Regions from separate parts of the Mus musculus genome. Here region 2 is linked to region 1. Evidence: chromatin loops called from intact Hi-C (ENCODE). Cell type or tissue: left cerebral cortex. All regions are shown on one strand. Each heading gives the region's core, and the rest is flanking DNA. Links, peaks and the distances in the headings are about the cores only.

The links. Hi-C counts contacts between places; a loop is a spot of excess contacts. Peaks named below come from ENCODE experiments on the same cell type or tissue, not always from the same donor. Only the 100,000 strongest peaks of a DNase experiment are listed, where the experiment ranks them.
Region 2: it touches region 1 in a loop (4-fold over the local background); 3 of 42 quality-filtered maps call a loop at or near these places.

The regions. Positions count from the first base shown.
Region 1 is chr11:32,497,677-32,503,502 of GRCm38, reverse strand. It overlaps Ubtd2 (ubiquitin domain containing 2), which reads right to left. Exons shown (of 3, transcript NM_173784.4): 2 at 4,042-4,278. Among named protein-coding and RNA genes, the nearest start is that of Efcab9, 27 kb to the left of the region's middle. In left cerebral cortex, for the core only: a CTCF peak has its summit at 3,379; DNase peaks (open chromatin) are centred at 3,358, 4,213, 4,560 and 5,187; H3K27ac peaks cover 430 bases.
Region 2 is chr11:32,337,986-32,343,811 of GRCm38, reverse strand. No RefSeq gene overlaps it. Among named protein-coding and RNA genes, the nearest start is that of Sh3pxd2b, 6.9 kb to the left of the region's middle. In left cerebral cortex, for the core only: CTCF peaks have their summits at 796 and 2,506 (motif pointing right); DNase peaks (open chromatin) are centred at 1,457, 2,562, 3,126, 4,325 and 1 more place; H3K27ac peaks cover 2,033 bases.

The sequences.
Region 1 (5,826 bases), core at 612-5,611:
GTCTTGGAAAAAGAAAAAAAGAAAATCACACATGGAAGAAACATCAAAGAAGACTTGTATAATCACTTTATAAACTCACAGATTTGAAATTGTATATTGGGTGTGAATCAAAGGTACTTTTGTTACTTTTTAGATTTGAGTCAAATCTCAGTTCCATGATTTATAACCTAGAAAAGATATGATCTTCTCTGTTTCAGTTCTCTCCTGAATAAAATGGGGATTGCTACTAATTTTTTTTTTAAATAAGAGAGTTGACATACATACACCCATTACAACTAACTTTTTTTTTAAATAGGCATATTTTTAGAATTTTTACATAATGACAAAATACCAAACCATGAGAAAAAAGGAACAAACTCTTGAAGAAATTTAAGGCAATTAAAAAAAAAATGCTGTAAAAGCTATGGGAAGAAGCTGTTTACAGACAGGAGGCTATGGGAACACAGCCAGGTCAGAATCTGTAAGTCAAGGGTGGTGCAGGAAACTTACCTGTTAGCACCAGAGTCCAGTGTAAGGGAAAAAAAAAACAAACTCAACAGCTCCAGTGTTTAATTTACTAAGTGCTTTTGGTAGGTCAAGCACTATCATAAATGACTCATAAGAGATTCACCCAACCAGACCCATGTGGACCACAGATGACAAAGAGAAATGAAGGTCACAGAAATGATTTGCTTAAAGCCACATAGCTTTAATCACTACAGGAGAAGCACAAGTGATGTCACAACCTACCACTGAGCAGGTCTAAATAAAAACATCCAATTAAGTAGCTGAATTGTAACTGATGGCTAATTAGGGATATATGACAGAGCTTAATTGACAGGCCCACTCAAGAGATATTATTGATAAGCTTTAGAAAAAAATAGAGAAACATTCAAGGATATCAATGACAAAACCTTATTGCCGACAAGTCTGTGATAATTCATTTGAGAGGAATGCTCACGGTTCTTCCATGCTTATGCAGAATATGTTTTTCTCTCACACAATCTCTCCCCCCATGTGGACCACAAATAACAAAGAGAAATGAAGGTCACAGAAATGATTTGCTTAAAGCCACATAGCTTTAATCACTACAGGAGAAGCACAAGTGATGTCTTTCTTTCTTTTAGTTTTCAATACAAGGTTTCTCTGTGTAGCCCTGGCTATTCTGGAACTTGCTCTGTAGACCAGGCTGGCCTCAAACTCAGGTCCATTCACTTCTGCCTCCCAAGTGCTAAGATTAAAGACATGACATGCTGGTTGATGGGACTGCCAGGAAAAATCATCATTGTCATTGTTTTGGGATATTGAGACAGGGTTTGTTTATGCAGGCCTTGCTCTACTAGACTAGCTAAGTAGACCAACCAAGCTGGCTTTGAACTCAAAGAGATCCACCTATCTCTGCCTCCTGAGTGCTGAGATTAAAGGCATGCATTACTATACCTGGCTCAGCAACATTATTTTTCTTGACAGTTCATGTAGATGGAGCAGAAATCAGACTTAAATATTTAATAGAGATTTGAGTCTATACTTAATAGGATATACAGTGTGTCTATACATGAAACAGATACTTTGTCTTTATAAACTTAAAAGCATTTTAAAACACACTTGTTACATTTATTTAATGTAATTATTGTGTGTATGTGTGTATGCTATAGTGCACATATGGACATCATAGGGCAACTTGAGGGAGTTGGTTCTCTTTCCTTCTACTGTGCTGGTTCCTGGGATTAAACTCACATGTTGGGCTGGAGAGATGGCTCATCAGGTTAAGAGCACCATCTCCTCTTTCAGAGGTACTGAGTTCAATTCCCAGCAACCACATGGTGGCTTACAACCATCTGTAATGGGATCCAATGCCCTCTTCTGGTGTGTCTAAAGATAGCTACAGTGTACTCACATACATTTAAAAAAAATTATATATATATATATACCTCACATGTCATCAGACTTGATGGTAAACACTGCGGAGCCATCTGGTTGATCTCTGTTCCCATGAGCTTTTAAATTAAGCCACAATTTGGAGACCATAATTAGCTACAGATAACTATATTACATATAAAATGAGGAATTCAGAGATCCAGGATTCTAGATTAAAACAACCACAATAGATTCAGTTTGGGAAAAGGGATGTACGCATCAGAAAGAACTGAGTAATACAAAAAGAAGAACCTGTATTCTCTAATGGGGTAGCTGAAGGGGCAGATGGAAACCATGTGACCATCTCCTCCTCTACAAGCATGGAGGAGGTAAAGGATTTAAGCACTAACCTGAAAACTGAAACTAAATGGGCATCCTGAAATGGCGCTCAAATAATTCAAATTCAATAAATGTTGGGGATATAAGCCTGTGCTAAAGAGTTCTCATAATAAATAACAGACAGTCATAAAACAAGGAATGCTTCTTAGAAGCACAACTAATTAGACTATAATGGGGATTTGGAAATTTGGCAAGGCTTATGAGTAAAACATCCTGTATTGGACAAAGAGTCAAAGAACATTCTGCAGATGATTAAATTACTAAAGCACTGCCCCTCTACAAATAAAATAAAAAAGACCTTGGGAAAAACAATGGTGGCATAATAATGAACAAAGGACAACGGTACCTGTAGGTGTTTGTCCCTTACATAAGTCTGAAGAAACAACCCAGAAAGCTATTAACTTGAAAAGCTAAAGAGAAAAACACAAATACATAAATCAAAAGAACAAAGAGTACATATATAAAACTAACACCTAAATCTCAGCATAACACCAAACATTTAATGTTTTGAATCAATGAGACCATAATAGAGTATGTGCACATATCTAGCATCTATGTGTCCCTAGATACATATACATTATGATTCTTAGTCACACTTCTAAAGCAAGAAAGATTTCTTGTATGGCTCAGACTATAGTCAAGGAAAACAATCTTTAAAAACTTTGAAGTTGGGGGTGAAAAGATGGCAGATAAGAGTTGCTGTTCTTCCAGGACATGGGTCTGTTTCCCAGCATCCAAATGACAAAAATAACCATACATAGAAAATAAAAGCACATTTAAAAGAAGAGATTTTATTTTTATATATGTTTGCCTAGCATATATAAATAACCCTGTATGTATGTTTATATGTATGCAATGTGTGTGAATGTATGTGTATACATGTCTGTGTATATATATATATATGTGTGTGTGTGCCACATAACGCAGTGCCTGCAGAAGCCAGAGAGGGAATCAGATTTCCCTGGACCTGGAGTCAGACACTTTCGAGCCACCGAGGGGAACTGAACCCAGATCCCCTACTAGAGCAGCAAACACTGAGCCATCTCTTCTGTATGCTCCCCACCCCAAATATTAATCTTCAAAAATGAACTTCAACTCTGACAGGAAAGTAGTTAAGGCAGTGGTGGCAGCAGCAGCTACCACCAGGTGGGGATGTACACTGCAAGAGGGAAGCAGACTGGGGGCTTGTCTCTAGAGAGAACTAAGTCACATAGAAAGTAGAAAATACCCATTTAGCAAATGTTCTCTTTTCTGAGATTAAGAAACATAAAAATGAACCAAGACACAAACTACAACCAGCTAAAAAGAAGCTGGTCGTGGTGATGCACGGCTTTAATCCCAGCACTCGGGAGGCAGAGGCAGGTGGATTTCTGAGTTCGAGGCCAGCCTGGTCTACAAAGTGAGTTCCAGGACAGCCAGGGCTATACAGAGAAACCCTGTCTCGAAAAACCACCAAAAAAATAAAAATAAATAAATAAAAAAGAGAGAAAAGCTATATATTTATTTTAACTACAATAAAAAATGAGGGTGCTGGAGAGATGGTTCAGTGGTTAAGAGCACTGGCTGCTCTACCAGAGGACCTGAGTTGAAGTCCCAGCACACACATGGCAGCTCTCAACTGTCTTTAACTCCTGTCCCAGGGGATCCGACACCCTCACATAGACATACATGTAGTCAAATTACAAATGTACACAAAATAAAAATAAATAAATTTTTAAAAAATTGAGTAATGTATTAAAAAAAAAAAAAGTCTCTCTCCAGGTGGTCCTCTGCTATGCCCCTTTGTCATCAGGACACCAAACCTACCGTGTGGTAGTGTTATGTTTGCACCGTCAATGATTGCCTGTGCCAGTTCATGATCATTGCTTTCAAAAGCATGTGCAGCGGCCTTCAAGGCATCCCAGATCTCTTTCCGGCCTTCAAAAGCTGGTGCAGTGTCCCAGAATTCATCCCTCTTGCTGCGCAGTTGTCCATCTGTCATGGGATAGTCACTTTTCCATTTTGGTTTCTCCTTTTTCAAAGGCTGGTTACGACCTAGAGCAACTAAAAAGAGAAAATACTAACATCAATATTCACACACACACACACACACTCCCTATTCTTTGTTAAAAGAAAAAAAAAAGGTTACATGGCCATATTCCTATTTCAGATTCTTTTACCATAATTACAGCTAGAGGTTTGCCTTTTTTGCTGATTTCTGGCTAAAATTCTATTTACTAATCTAGAGAAAATGGAGATAGCTAGCTGCAAAAGTTTCTTTTCTGCTTCTTTTTTTCCTTCCTTGAGACAGGGTTTCACACTGTAGTCCTGGCTGGCTTCCAACTCCTCGCAATCCTTCTGTTTTAGTCTCCCAAGTGCTAGGATTATAGGCATGAGCCACTGCACCAGGATGCATAATTTTCAGTAAATCAATAGCTCTTTTCCAATCATATTTCCAAAGGATGATTAAAAATAATTATGGGCTGGGTGGTGATGGTGTATACCTTTAATCCCAGCACTCAGGAGGCAGGCAAGTGGATCTCTGAGTCTGAGGATAGCCAAGAGTTACATAGAGAAACTCTACCTCGAAAACCCCAAAACTAATTAATTAATTAATAACCAACCAATCAATCAATCAATCAATCACAGGAAACTAGGGAGATGGCTTAGTCAGTAAAATGCCTGGGTTACCAGCAGGAGACAGAGACGGGCAGATTTCTGGAGCTCACTGGCCAGCCAGTCTGGACAAAGAAGCAAACTTCACATTTAGTGAGAGAACCCGTATTATAAATAAATAAACAAATAAATAAATAAATAAATAAATAAAGTAGAAAGTAACACACACAGAATTAAACTGTGGGTTGGGAACATAGCTTAGTTGGTGAAGTGCTTGCACTGCAAGCATGAGGACCCAAATTTAATCCCCATGTATGACCCACATAAAATAAAAGTCTGGCTGTGGGTGGCACATTTGTAATCCCAGACAGATCTTCGGAGGTAGAGACAAGCAAGTAAGTCCTTGGAGTTCACTGCCACCAAGCCTCTTCTATTTGCTGAGTTCCAAACTAATGAGGGACCTATGATAACAAACAAGATGATGGCTCCTGAGGCTGACCTCTGGTCTCAAGCACACATATTAACCCCGCCTCATAAACAAGCATACACACAAGCAGTTGAATCTTTGAGTTCATGGCCAGCCTGGTCTACACAGCAGTGTTCCAGGATATCAAGGCCTACAAAGAGAGATCCTGTCTCAAAAACAAACAAACAAAAAACAAAAACAAAACAAACAACGCCGCATGCCTTTAATCCCAGCACTTGGGAGGCAGAGGCAAGCGGATTTCTGAGTTTGAGGCCAGCCTGGTCTACAAAGTGAGTTCCAAGACAGCCAGGGCTACAGGGAGAAACCCTGTCTCAGAAAAAAACAAACAAACAAAAAACCCACAGCAACAACAACAAAGTAACTATAACAAATGTACAACTCTGGTAAAAGGTGTGTACAATGGGTAATTATGAACAACCCCAGGAAAATATGGGGATTTTCCAGACAAAAGTTCTTTTTTGTTCATTAAAACATGCGCGCACACACACACATGCACATATGCCAGCAGC
Region 2 (5,826 bases), core at 436-5,435, 160 kb after region 1:
ACTGCTGTGAACAGACACCATGACTAAGGCAACTCTTATAAAGGACATTTAATTGGGGCTGGCTTACAGGTTCAGAGGTTCAGTGCATTATCATCATGGTGGGAGCATGGCAGCAATCAGGCAGGCATGGTGCAGGAGGAGCTGAGAGTTCTACATCTTCATCTGAAGGCTGCTAGCAGAATATTGGCTTCTAAGCAGCTAGGAGGAGTGTTTTATAGTCCATAGCCCACACCCACAGTGACACACCTACTCCAACAAGGCCACACCCGCTCCACACCTTCTAATATTGCCACTCCCTAGGCTGGGCATATACACACCATCACAAAGGCCTTCTCAGGTTTTCTCTGAAATAAACCTGTTCTTATTGTGCAGCCAACTCCTCAGTTTTCTTCTTTAAAATGTTCTCTCTCCCTCCCTCCCTCCTTTCCTTCCCTTCCTTCCTCCCTCCCTTTCTTTCTTTCTTTCTTTCTTTCTTTCTTCCTTCCTTCCTTCCTTCCTTCCTTCCTTCCTTCCTTTCTTTCTTTCTTTCTTTCTTTCTTTCTTTCTTTCTTTCTTTCTTTCTTTCTTTCTTTCTTTCTTTCTTTCTTTCTTTCTTTCTTTCTTCCCTCTTGTTGCTCTTGCAGACAACATGAGTCTGGTTCCCTGCAGTCATCAGGGATGGCTCATAACCTGAAACTCCAGCTCCAGAGGATCTGGCGCCCTCTTCTGTCCACTGTAGGCACCTGCATTCACACACACACAAAATATATCTTAACAGAAAAGGAGAAAAAGATCTTCTTTAGGGAAAGGCTATACCTAGACAGTTGCCCTATTTCATAGCCATCTGTGGTTTGCTGATTGGCACACAGTCTCCATGGTGCCCCCTGCAGGCTGGTGTAAGCATGCACTGAGGGCGCCCTCTGCAGGCTGGTGTGGTAGTGAACTGCTTCTCAGCACCATGGTTATCTCCATCATCATCATCATCTCCATCTCCATCATCATCATCTACTAAGTGTCTGTTTATAGGACTAGACTCAGACCTGAGGGATGCAGACTGCCTCTACATGGGTGTGTGCACATTCCCATGCATTCACATATTCAACACACACACACACACACACACACACACACACACCAGGCTCAAAGCTTCCTAGGAGCCAGATTGACTTCACTTGTTTAAAAACTTCCAGCTGCCTGCAGAGACTTGCAGAGCGTTTCTGAGTGATGCTTCTGTGATAGGCAAGACTGGATGCTTGACCAATGTGCCCTTGCTAGTGACAAACCAGCCTCTAGGCGGACTTCTCTGCTTTTCTGTCTCACAGAGGCATTTGGGAGTAGAGTATTGCCCTTGATTTAGGTCTGCAGAAGCCAGGGATAGAGCTTAGACTCCAGCTTTAGCTCTCACTGTTCCAGATCCCTGGTCCAGAAGGCATTTTGCAAACTCAAGTGCTGCAGAGCACAGAACAGCCCTGCTGGAGCTGATGGAGTGCTGTGTTCCACACGGCAGGATCATACAGGAAGGAGCACGTTCTGGAGGGGCATCTCTTCAAGCTTGAATGAGCTCCTGGTCCTTCCGAGATTCTGACGTCTGTAAAGCTGGCAGGCTGCACTTCTCCCAGTCCCTAGACTGAAGACAATCAGGCCAGGGAGGCTGAAGCCTGCTTTTTGTTGCCTTTTCAGCAGCAGCTTCGGGGAGGGAACTGAGCTCTTTTCTAGGACACAGTTGGATGGAGAAGGTTCAGAGAGGATCTCTCTGAGGTGCAGTCTGTATGCTTGTGTTCGTAGGGATGCTCATCACAAGAACAACACCCATGAAGGCTTGTGGTCCTCGTACAAGCAAACCATGCCTAGAGGAAGCTGGCTTAAGTAGAATCCCCATGCAGGGAGAGCCTCATGGGATGACAGGAGGCTATGTGGTCCAAGCAACAGGGAGAGACCCTGAAGCTTCTCTTCCATCATCTCCATCTTTCCTGTGGCCAAGTTTTATTTCCTTAAAGGGAGCACTGTTTACAATCTTCTCGTGCCCAGAAGTCTTCCTGGGATGCCCCTATCCACAGATGTTCTTCAGTGTAATTGGTGTCCAAGGCTGCCATGACTAACCCCCTCTGTGCTGCTTTCTTGTCTTCCCATCTCACGTTGTCCACCTTCCCCCCACTTTATAAAGAGATGTAACTGTTACTGTGCACCAGCTAGCTGTCATCTATAACAATGTAAATTCTATAGTCAACTGTGTTTCTAACATCCCTATACTGGTCCATATACAACAGGAAGTTAGAGGCTAGGTGCAGTATAAAGAAATGAGGTTGGTTTGGTTCATAGTTTGGAAAGTGAAAGGTCCAAGGTCAGGTGGCCCCCTGTGACGTCTAGTGAGGACATTGTGATGAGCAGCATTACAATAGTGGAAGTCCGCAGAACAGATTGTTGATGAGATGGGCATCCAGGAAGACTTGGGATGAACATCATGCTTTTGTATAGGATAAGTTGCCCTGGAGAGAACTAACCAGGTTGGAGCACTACATCAATCTCTCCTGCAGGTGGCGCCCTTCCGCGCGACTCACTCTTATGGACACTGCCTTGTTGGGAGTCATGCTTCCAGCTCACAGACCTATCCAAGCCACAGTGAGCCCAGCACATCTTCAGCGCATTAATTTTCTCCTTTCAGTGAGAAAACAGGAGCTAAGAGATGGTGCCTAGGGTCACAGCACAGGAGCATGCTTTGCTGAGATGTGAACTCAAACATCTCTGGCGGCCTCTGAGAAGAAACAAAGCTTCCTTTGAGGACAGGCGTGGGAGTCTTCCTGATATCATATCTCCCTCCCTCCGCTGACCAGTGGTTTCAGAGCCTGCTCTCTATTCTCAGTCAGGAGCGTGTTTAGCCAATAAAAATCAGATTGCATTCCTCACCCCCATTCTCCCATTGCTTAAATGTCCCAGTGACTTCCTGCTGCACGTAGGATAAAGTCACCAAGATTCTTAGAGCAGATTCTTAGGGATTAGCAGAATCTGGTTTCAGAGACCTGCTGACCTCATCTAGTTCCCTCCTCTGTCACACCTTCCTACACCCGCTCTGGCTTCTCTCTGTTTCATGAAATGGATCCCTTTATACATGCTGTTCACTGCTCGGAAATGCTTTTCCTGTCTTTAAAGCTTTAGTCTTCTCCTTCTGCAGACTTTCCTAATGCAGCCTCCGTCACCTCCCACACGCATTTTCTTCAGAGCTCTTGGCATTGCCGCCATCTCTTCATATATGACTCTCCAGCAAAATGTACCTACATGAAGATGGTCAGGCATCTCCCTTGCTATTATCCCCAGTTCAGCCCAGTCCCACAGGCCCTAGAAAAGAACCTTGAATAAATGGGCACTGCCTTTCCTGTGAGGAGAACAGGGGGTCTTCTCAGAGTGGTCAGCCACGGCAGCTGATTGGTAGATATTTACCAAATGAGTGGATAAATACAGATGTGGACAGGTAACGATCATATTGTTAGCAAAAAACATTTTGAGTTACATTTCAGTTCAATGAACACAGACTCCAAAGGCCACTGAGAGGCTAAACCTGGTGGCCAGTGTCTCCTTTACAGAAGTGGGAGACACTGCAGCAAAATGTAACTGTTTAATGGTGAGCATCACCTGCCATTGAGTGGCTCTTCTGCAGACAAGATGGCCACCTCTCCAGGTGGTCCGTGAAACAGTCCCCCAAGGAGCAACTGTTACTGTTTTGTAATTGTTCCTCAGTGCCTCCCACTCTAGACATTCCCAGGACAACCTAACTCTGTGGTTGCCTTATGGGCTATGCGTACTATGGTTCAGCCTTGTCTACTCAGCTACACTGCAGAAGAGCATGGTTTAAAAGTGCAGGTGGCTCTGGGAGCCCATTCATTCATTCACTTGAGCCATTTATTCATCATTCACTTGACAACATAATACTTGAGAACTTAATACCCGTCAAGTACTGAACAAGATGCTTGGGAGAGAGAAACAAGCACAACAGGTAGGGATTTTTTTTCTTTCATATTCTAACAGGGAAGGCAGTCAATTAGTAACAAGTGACAAACAGGGGACATGTCTCACCCATAGAGAGTCACCATTAGAGACAAAATAAAAGTGGACAAGGCATGCTGTAGGTGGCCAGGGTGACACTGAACCCCAGCATGTGTCTCTGAGCCAGATGGCCAATTCATGACCCTCAGTAATATGAAACCTTGGCCACAGCTCTTTAAGACTGCTGTTCAATAGGTTCGCCTCCTGAGAATCTGCTATTGGAAAGAGGAAGAGGATGGGTGGTAGCTGAGCAAGCAGGCATTGAAGATTCAGGAGATCCCCAAGTAGGAGTAGTATCATAGGGAAGAGAGACTGGGAGGTGGTGTTGGGCTCTGGCCCAAGAGTTCTGGCAGCAGACAGCCTGACCCTGAGACAGCCCAGCTCTGGAAGTGTGGGTGGATATCCTGAGGAAGGAAAGGGACTGTTGAAGAAACCGTGGTCCTGGGTCTGTCTCATGTTACCCTGCTAAGAGCTGGGTGGACACTGTGCAAGCGTGCTGTTGCTGTTGCTGGAGACTTGTTGGGGTAATCTTCTTATGCATGGTGTAAAGGTTATCTTGGTATCATTCAGATGTTGATTTCTGTACCAGCAGAGAGCTGAGTACTATCTGGACTTTGTACTGTTATTCTTATGAAACATCACCTGCCTTAGTATTTTGTAAACATTCTTCTGACTGGTTTAATAGAGAGCTGAATGTGTATAGCAGGGCAGAAGATGAAAGGTGGGAAATCTGGGCAGAGGTAGATACTCCTGGAAAGAAATCAGGCATGGGGGAGTCACAAGCCAGACACAGAGGAAGGAACAGGTGCCAGGACTGAAGGAGAGGTAATGGGCCACGTGGCAGATGGTAGATTAGAATAAACAGGCTAATTAAGTTATACGAGCTACTTGGGAAACAGCATACACTATAAGGCCTAGCATTCATAAGCAAATGTAAGACTCTGTGTGTCATTATTTGAGAGCTGGTGAGTAGACAGAGACAGTCTAGTGGTATTTGGTGCCCACTGTGGGCTCGAATCCATGACCCTGAGACTAAGAGTCTCAATTGATGTGTTAAGTTCAGTGAATGACACAGAGACAGGGATGTAGATGGAGCTTGGGTTGATGATCATGCTGGGTGACTGTGATGTCCAGGTCTTGGTCATCAGTGTCCTCCTCACCCACGTGGACGGGCAGCCTTGCCTACTACTGACTCAGCCTCAGGGAAGCAGGCCTCAGAATGCTTGGTCCAACCAAACTAGAATCTCAAGCGTGGCAAAGTCAAAGACTAGCAGAGGACTTAGGCTGCCTTCCTAGCACAGGACCATCAGACCAGCAGAGGACTTAGGCTGCCTTCCTAGCACAGGACCATCAGACCAGCAGAGGACTTAGGCTGCCTTCCTAGCACAGGACCATCAGACCAGCAGAGGACTTAGGCTGCCTTCCTAGCACAGGACCATCAGACCGGCAGAGGACTTAGACTGCCCTCCCATCACATGACCATTAGGCCATCACCTTCCCGTCTGTGCTCTGTGGAGCTGAACTTCTTCCTCATGTTTGATTGCTCTGCAGCAGCATCTCACTGAACAGTTCCAGCTGAGGAAGCTGAGCTTTATACTCTTGTTGGCCAGCACCCACCCTTGCCAAAAATATCATGATGGTTTGATCTGGTTCTAACCCATGCCTCTTAGAAATATGGAACCTGGGTCTAGTTCTTTGAGCCTATTGCTCACATGGAGTAGAAAATTATTTAAATCCTGGCCCAGAGTTTCAACTCCATCTTTGGTTAATGAGTTCCCAGATGAAAGACACACCCATAGCCTTTACATG